2 separate regions of the Mus musculus genome follow, and region 1 is linked to region 2. A link is a contact called in ENCODE POLR2A ChIA-PET data. All regions are on one chromosome and are shown on one strand. The core of a region is the stretch at or near the end of the contact, and the rest is flanking DNA. Distances in the headings are between cores, read along the strand shown.

Region 1 (4,306 bases), core at 1,180-3,679, 150 kb after region 2:
AGGTAAGGTGGAGGGGAATATAGAAAGATCCACTGTTGATCTCTGGCCTCCACATGCAAGCACAACTGTGCATGAGTGCATATGCAAAGAGTGAAAAGATGGTACTGGTGTGGAAAAGATCCAGCTTGGTAGTAAAGTGCTTCCGGAGAATGGATAAGGCCCTGGGATATGGGCTGGGAAATCTTAGGGGTGGTTGGGTGATGGGATACAGGATGTAGGTTGGAAAGGATTAAAAAGGTGCATCAGACAATTACCAAAAGTAAGTGGGAGTGGCTAAGTCACTAAGGCTGAAGAAGGATGCATGTCTTATGACATAAGAGCCTGTTCATCAAAGAGTTCTAATACCAAATGCACAAAGACAGGCACTCTGGGGCCTGAGAGGTGTCTCGGTGGTAAAGAGCACACACTGCTCTTCCAAAGGACCCAAGTACAATTCCCAACACCCACATTAGGGAGCTCAACACCTCTGTAACTCCAGTTCCAGGACTTTGCAGGAATGTGCACAAATCCACATACTCATAAATAAAAACAAATCTTAAAACCGGGGGGGGGGGGGGGGGGGGCACTGCACTTGTGCTCACTCTCAGATTGTGAGAGTCTCAACACTCCCAGCCCTTCCTTCCTCTCTCTTCTCTCCAGGGTGTCTGGATACAGCCCAGAATGGCCTTTAAGTCACTTTGTGGCTCAGACTGACCTCCAACTTGATGCTCTTGTCTCAGCCACCAGAGGCTTACTGCAGGATTGTAATACCTTGCAAAATCTGCGTAACTCTTTGAGGTGGCAATAATAGTTCTACTTTACATATGAAAATGAGTATATTAAGTGCAGAATACAGATAGGAATTCAGAATTGGAACTCATTAGAACATCCATCTTGTGAATATATTCACCCCCTAATGAAAAGTTATATTAACCTAGTTTTTAACCTAAGATATTTACATATCTTACCGCTACCACTGAGCTCCAACTCTACCACCTACACTTTTTTTTTTTTTTTTTTTTTTTTTTTTTTTTTTGGTTTTCCTAGACAGGGTTTCTCTGTGTAGCCCTGACTGTCCTGGAACTCACTCTGTAGACCAGACTGGCCTCAAACTCTGAAATCCGCCTGCCTCTGCCTCCGGAGTGCTGGGATTAAAGGCATGCGCCACCACGCCCGGCTCACCTACACTTTTTTTGTCAACAAAAATGCAATGTCCATAAGCAGATCCTTTTTAAAAATTTCATTAAAAAATTACATCTGTGTGAGTCTAACAGTGACCTTAAAAAGAGAAAAAAAAAATCCTTACTGCACAGTATATTCTGGTATACGCCACATCTATTTCACAAGCAATGATTTTTTTTTTTCAACTCTTCCCTCAAAAAAATCTTATGCAACCTACACAGAGTGCAGCCCACCTCAACAAGCAGACTTTGTTCTTAACTGGGCGAATCTCCATCACTGGTCCCTCTAGTGACAACACAGAGAGATGTCCATCTCAGGGACTACTATGCTCCTCTCTTTACTGATTTATGGCTAGTGATGCACAGTAAAATTTCCCGTGGCTATCCTATTCAAAAAGCAAACGCCTGCTACGGAAGGGACGCGGAAGCTCTGGCTAGTCCTTTTAGGCTCAGGTTGAGGCTCTGACACTCAGGAAGCTTCTGTTTAATGTGCAGAACCCTAAGCTTTCTAGCTCCCGCACTGATCCCAGGTCCACCCAACACGCGCGAGCTCCCGTATTAACCCAGGTCTATCTGCAAACTCCCAGACCCTACACTGACCCAGGTCTGTCTGCTAATGCCCAGCTCCCGCACTGACCCCAGGTCTGCCCGGCACGCGCCCGCTCCCGCACTGACCTAGGTCTGTCTGCAAACGCCCAGCTCCCATCTGCTCCGCGGGCACTCACCTCCCGCACCGACCCTCCCGCGCTCTCCTGTCAAGGACACCGGGGTCAGGCCCCCCAAGGTGCGGGGCGTTCCGTACCTGCGCGGCGTGTTCAGCAGCCTCTGCTGCTCGTCGCCCTCGTCCTCGTCGTCGTCTGTCTCGGAGTCGGGGTGACAGTAGCAGAATGTGCCGCTGCTGCGCTTGCGCTTGCGGCCGCCCGGACAGTAACAGAAGCTGTGGCCCGCATCTTCGCCGGCGTCCGACCTGCGGGCCGCGCCCCCAGCCCCGGGCGTGGGTTCGGGCTGCTCTGTGCGCCCTGCGGGCCGCAGCACCCGGCTGCTGAGAGCGCCCATGGCTCCGGCGCCTAGGGAGCACCGAGGGGCCGCCCCGCCATGCCCGTATCTCCACCGCCTACTCCGCTGCCGCCTCGCGCGCAGCCCCAACCGTCGCCGCGAACGCAGTCACCTCCATCCTCAGCCCCGCCCGTAGCGCCTCAGCGGACCGGCTTCGCTAGACCTCGCCCCCTCCTTCTCCCAACAAAGCGCGCGCCGCAGGGCGCAGGCGCAAGGCGAGCCTCCGGAAAAGGCGGGGCGGGAGGACGGAGCCTGCGCTGCAGGTTGCGCATGCGCAGGCTGCTGGCCCGTCCCTGCGGCGCTCAGCCCCGGTGCGTGTCTGACTTCCGCGGTTCCGGCTTCAACGGAGGGGCGTGGGCACTGTGTGCTTATGCCTAACAGATCTCGGGATCTCTGTCGCTGGTTCTTCCCGTAAGCTTCCTCGATTCCGGGGTCTCATCCAGCCCTGTACGGTTAATAAGAGGACGGACTTGCCAACATGGCCTTTGCTTCCAGGGCTCTAGGACCCGACTGGCCCGGTTAGATAGATGACCGTCACCCAGCTGTGTTGACCGGGTTCAGTCTGGAGCCTCAGCTAGCCTCCAGGTCTTGCCTTCCTTCTGCTGCCTTGTTTTGATTTAATTATTATTTTATTGTGTCAGTGTCTCGTACTACATACTTCGACTCACTGTATAGGATGCTCTTGAACTCTTGATCTCCTGTTTCTACCCCCTGAAAGCTGGGATTACAGCCATGTATGTGTCACATCACCTTCGTGGACCTGAAATGCTGAGTATCAGATGCAGGGCTTCTTGAATGCTAAGCAAACATTCTACCAACTAAGCTACATCCCTGGCCCTCGATTTTTTTTTTTTTTTAAATTTTCTTCAAGGAAAAGTGTCACTCTGAAGCCCAAGGCTTCCCTGGAACTCTCAGAAGTCCGCCTATCTCAGCCTCTAAGTGCTAGGAGTTGAGGCACTGAGCTACCATACCTGCCTTTTATACCTTTCAAAGTAAAATGTTTATAATAGAATGTTTCAAACAGAGCAATACAAGTACCTGTGGACCTACTACTGGCTTGGAATTCTATCACACTTACTTTGATTCACTCCCCTTTAGCTTTATTGATATATAGTGGGGAATGAGAAACCCCTTGTGTACTAATTCTCAGTTTCCAGCCTCTCCCTCTCTGTGCCATTTCTATGCATGTCTTTACACGTATAACCACTCTTCTGCTGCACATTCAGACATGTAATTTAAATGGAATTGGACCATCCCAAACCTATGATTTCTCCTCTCCTAAAACTATACTTTGAATGGAATCTCTAGTTATTGTCACTGCTCATTGTTAGACACATCATTTGCCTACTCCCTTGCCAAGGGGTTTCAGTTATTTCTACGTAGATGCTCTTTCAGGAACACCACTCGCAAAAGCTTCATCAGGCAGATCCCAGAAACGGGCTCTTGGGAAATTTTCAACTTTACGAGTTCTTGCCAGTTTTTCGCCCCCCCCCCCCCGGAACTGACTGCATCAATTCACCATTTGCACTCCGTTATAGCAGTATATGTCCTTTGTGAGCCACTGAGGAATTTCTCATGTTTGAGAAATTCTGAGGGTGTGTAGCTGAGGCTGGTTGAAGGAGAAGTGGGAGGAAGAGAACTACGGTGGCTGCAGGGGACACGCAGGAATGTACATAATATGAAACATACGTGAGGTCATCTTAAAACATTGTCCCAGCACTCGGGAGGCAGAGGCAGGCGGATTTTTGAGTTCGAGGCCAGCCTGGTCTACAGAGTGAGTTCCAGGACAGTCAGGGCTATACAGAGAAACCCTGTCTTGAAAAACCAAAACAAAAAACAAAAACAAAGAGGCCTTGGCGTATGCACAAGCTAGACTGTAACATGGTGGCTTCATGTGTCACTAAATTCCTAGAGGGTAAAACATCCATATTGGTCTTGTCTAAGGAAGCGCAGGTGAATGGCTCCCTGGATACTGAGGAGAGCCATGGCAATGTCTGTAAGAGCCTGCCACAGCCACATAGGACTTAGCCTCCACCCTCAGAGCAAGGGCAGTGCAAGAACTGACCTGATCCCCTCTGCTCTTCTCACTG
Region 2 (4,548 bases), core at 837-3,336:
TGGGCTTGAACTCAGAGAGAGCTGCCTACTGTTACCTCCAAAGTGCTGGGATTAAAGGTATGGGCCATTATTTCCTAGCTATCTATCTGTTTTTTTATTTATGTGAATGTCTGCCTCTGTAGAGCCCAAAAGAGGGTGTCAGGACCCCTAGTGCTAGAATTACAGGCTGTTATAAACTGCCTAACATGGGTGCTGAGGACCACATGTGGGTCCTTTGGAAAAGCAGCAAGTGCTCTGAACTACTGAGCCAGCTCTCCAGCCCCAAGCACATGATATTTTGTGTGAGTTTGTGTGTGTGTGTGTGTGTGTGTGTGTGTGTGTGTTATTTTTGATAAAGCATGAAGAGAGCTGAATCCCAGTCTGGGGCTGCTTAGTGCAGAGGGGAGAGATCACTCTTATGAAGTGAGCTAGGCAGTCAGAACTCCAGCAGGAGCCATTGGGACTTCTCATGCACTTGGGATAAGGGGTCATCAGCTTTAAGAACATGCCCAAGGACATGCCTGCAGCTCACACCCGATTGCTGCCATCCTAGTGTTCAGATGTATAGTCAGGTTTCCCTGCTAACAATCCTTTCTGACCAAAGAAAGCCAGTTCTAGTTCAGATGCCACACAGAAAGGTCTTGGTCACACCCTTCCATCCCTGTGAGTTACACAGAAGCCCAGGATGCTGGCCAAAGACCCAGAGTGGCAGCCTTCCCAGCTACGGCCCTCGGGGTGAAGGGGTGAGAAGAGCAGTAAGTTCTTGGGACTTGAAGACTAAGGAGACATCACTGCTCCTGTGAGTGCAGTAAAGCAAGGGGCAAGCCTGGGCCACACTTGACAAGTATTCTTAGGGAAAAAGACCTGGTTAATGGAGAATTTTAAAAAATTAAATGTATATGTTTCTTTTGTGTTTGTGTGTATCTGTGTTGGGGTATACACATGCCACAGTATGCTTGTGGTAGAGGCCAGAGGACATTTGGGGGTCAGTTCTCTCCTTTACTACGGGGATCAAACTCAGGTCACCAAGCTTGGTGCCAAGTGCCTTTACCTACTGAGCCATCTTGCTAAGCCTCCGGTGTCACTTCCTGTGACTGTTACTCCAGGCTCTGAGAGCTATAAGACCCGTAGGCTTTGGCTTTTTGGTGTACTTCCTCCTGTCATAGTTAAAGAACTCTGTTTCTCATTTGAGGACCAGTCTCAGGGAAGGTCTTGGTGGCCTTTTTTTTTTTTTTTTTTTTTGAGACAGGGTCTATTTACATAGCCTTGGCTGGCCTAGAACTGGCCGTGTAAGTCCAAGCTAGCCCCAAACTCAGACTCACAGAGATCTATCAGCCCTGGGTACCGGAATTAAAAGCAGGTGCCACCACACCCAGTTTCCATTTTATTTGAAGAACATGTGACCCGTCAGTTGGAGCGTAGTGGCTGGGGAGTCAGAGCTTTCTGGGTCTTGGTTATAACTACTGAGAAATATTCCCTATTTCTTAAGGTGGAGTATAAGGTCCATAGTAGATGGCCGTCTCTGCACCAAGATGTCCAAGATGAAACAGACACAGAGGGAGGTTGGGCTGAGAGAGGGATCTAGATGCCGATTGCTGTCTGCTGAGCGCCTGAGGTGGGCCCAGCTGCCTTCCCTTTTTTTCCTTATGACCATTTGATTTGGATTTTCATCAGCCAGAAATGTTCATGTATAAATTGTACACAGTCCTCGCTGGGCTGGGCTGCAGCCTTCTCAGCAGGTCTTTTTGGCTTAGAGTGCTGTCATTTAGACACACGGGCAGAGCCTAGGGAATCTGCATATGGAAAGCCCTGGAAAGGTTAAGTACAGGAGTCAAGGAAGCAGGAAGTGGGAGGACCCTGAACGCCTGAGAATGACCTCTGACCCCTCAGCTTTGCCTGCCCCTGCTGTATGCCCTCAGCAGCTCCTTGTCACCACCGATCCCGTATGATGGTATTGTAGCAGACTTTTCTCTCTGTTCTCTCCCAACACCCCCAGTGTGTGACACTCCGCAGATTTGATTAAATGAGTTATTACAGATTAGACTGCCCTGCCCCTCTGGATTCACAAGGTTAGGACGGGGCCAAGATTGGCAAATTCAGGGAGAGAGGCTGTCCCCTCTGTGCCTCCTGCAGTGCCACGCTGCCAACATGCACTCACTGCCAATGAGCACAGAACGCCTCCTCTGTCTAGTGGGCCGCAAAACGCTTAACCAGCTGAGTGGTGTTCCAGACTAGCATCTTCAGAGCTTTGCAGGGGGCGGGGGTGCTCTTTGTGCCCACAACGCAGCTTCCTGGCTCTGTGTCCATTCTCCCGATCCTGCAGGAATGTTTCAGAAGCTGTTAGAGGACAGGAATTAGTGTTTGGAAAGGTTGGTTCATGGCTCTGGAGACTCCATTAGGAAGAAAATCAAGTATACGGGTGTCTGGGCAAGGCGCCCCTTCAGCACCTTCGGTTAGAGTCTGAGCCCATTTCAATACCTCCTCCTCCCGGCCAGGCTGCCGGGGCTCCCTTCCCCCAGAGCTGCAGTTCCTGCAAGGCCGTGGGGGAGGGATTTCCCAGGGCCCGTATGACTCCTCTGGCAGTTGGCAGAGGTTTTTGTGCTGGCCAGTCCTTCCTGTCACGAACTCCAGGGATTTTCTGCCGTTGCCAGTCGTGCTTCGAGTCAGCGATTACAGGGTGGATTATGTAATGGTTGGCTGTTAAAAATAGAAAGGACCACGGTTTGCATCTATTTTAATCAAATCAAAACAGCCAAGGGAGGGAAGGGAGATGGGGGAAGGCAAAGATCATGTGACAGGAGGACGTGGATTGTGTCACGTGACAGACTAACAGCACAGGATTGCTATGCCTCTGTTCTGCCTGCATCATCTGCCAAAAATCCCTTCGGAGGATCCCTGGTTGCCTGTGGGTATCCCCTAGCTCCGACCAGCAGAATGTCATGAGTTGGAAGGCCTCCTATTAACGCTTGGCCTGTGTTTGGATTCTGTCCTTTTCAGTCAGCGGGTTTGTCTTATTGCAGTAGAGTCAGGAACTGGCTGATGGGGTCTTTGGCACCCCACATCTCTATCTGTCCTGCCACACAGCCACCCCTACCTCAGATAACTAACTCTTTGATGTAATTTTAAAAGATGCCACCGGTAAAATGAACCAATTCAAGCCATATTTTTTTTTTTAATTCCCCCCCCCCCCATTCATTGGGAAGCTGCTCTTGTATTTACTGGCCCCAAGGACCAAGGCAAGAAAGTTGACATGGAAAGGGAGAGAGAAAGGAGAGGAGAGAGGGGAAGAGAGCGAAAGAGTGTACACACAGAGAGAAGGAGAAGAGATGCCCAAATGTCTGGATTATATAGGGAAGGGCCTCTGGGTAAAGGGCAGCCCAGCCCCTGGGCTGGAAAGTTCAGGGTTGGGAGCAGGTTGTGCCACGTAGGGACTGAGGGATGCTGGGAGAACCTGGAGGCCAGGTCTGCTTTGCTGTGTAAAATATGCACCTCAGCCCCCGGTCCTGGGTCTAAATCTAAAGATCCCAGCCTTTTGTTAATAATAAATGACTAATGGGGCAATGTGATGTCTATGACTCCTTCCTGCTGACAATGGGGTGTCTTTGGGGGCGGGGCAAAAAGCTGGACGTCCAGGAAGCATGTCCAGGCTGTGGGAGCATCAGGGGTTAGGGGTGTGCAGGCCCAGTTGAAGCATCCTTTGAGGTTGGCCAGAGCCCTTGTGGGTAACTGCTTTGGAGCTGTCCTGACGCAGGCTCTGAGTCTGAGAAGCAGCTGGACTTGGCAGAATGCTGGAACAAATAAGTTTGTTAGAGCAGAAGATAAAGTTACGGAGTTAGGGAGAAAACTTTTTCTGTGGGTGTACATTTGAATCTCTTTGACCTATGATCTTGGGAGTTGGAGGAGGAGGATGGGTGGGTCCCAGGATCAGGGAAAGAGGAATAGATCCCACCCTCAGGAATAGGCAGGTGGGAGGGAAACAGGCTGTTGATTGACAGTATTTATCTGTAGTCTGACCTGTGAGAGGCAGAGAGAATCATTCTACGTTTACAACAGCAGCACGGCGAGGGGAAGAGAACGGAAACATTTTCCTTCCTCCCGTGTCCCTTAACTCACTCTTGTCACCATCTAAGGTTTTCATGTCCTTAACCTTCATAACCTCAAAATCTTACCAACCTCAAAACACCTTCTTAGACCCCCAAACATTTTCTTAGAAACTTTCATACCCTTAGATTTTACGTAAACTTCAAACTTTTCGCCTTTTCTTACCTACCCATCATGAGGCACAGGTGGCTGATCATGGGAGCAGATGTTGTAAAGTGAGTTCCTTTAGATAAAGTTACTTCTTTCACCAGTTTAGCCCTCAAGCCTCTCAGAGACCAGAGAAGGATATACTGTGATCTAAATTGCCTATGAGAGCACAGCTTCAAGACAGAAGCCCCTAACCCTGCCATATCCCCCCTCCACTCCCTTACCCTTGGGATTGCCACCCCAAAGTCCCTGACACAGGGGTCCCAGGACCACCTCCAGTCTGTTCTTGTGCGACTACAGATGGCAGCAGCCCTTTCCGTT

What was found. ChIA-PET counts read pairs that join two places held with the same protein, here RNA polymerase II (POLR2A).
Region 1: POLR2A ChIA-PET joins it to region 2 with 10 read pairs in Patski. The contact joins the promoter of Gmcl1 here to the enhancer-like site in region 2. POLR2A ChIA-PET finds 5 or more read pairs at or near these places in 3 of 5 experiments (Patski and embryonic stem cell).

What each region holds. Positions count from the first base shown.
Region 1 is chr6:86,730,949-86,735,254 of GRCm38, forward strand. It overlaps Gmcl1 (germ cell-less, spermatogenesis associated 1), which reads right to left and starts at 2,430. Exons shown (of 14, transcript NM_011818.3): 1 at 1,963-2,430. The coding sequence starts at 2,216.
Region 2 is chr6:86,582,670-86,587,217 of GRCm38, forward strand. No RefSeq gene overlaps it. Among named protein-coding and RNA genes, the nearest start is that of Gm46963, 19 kb to the right of the region's middle. Within about 2 kb of position 2,087, at least 1 of the 3 ENCODE cell types and tissues checked has a DNase peak (open chromatin) inside an H3K27ac peak, as active enhancers do.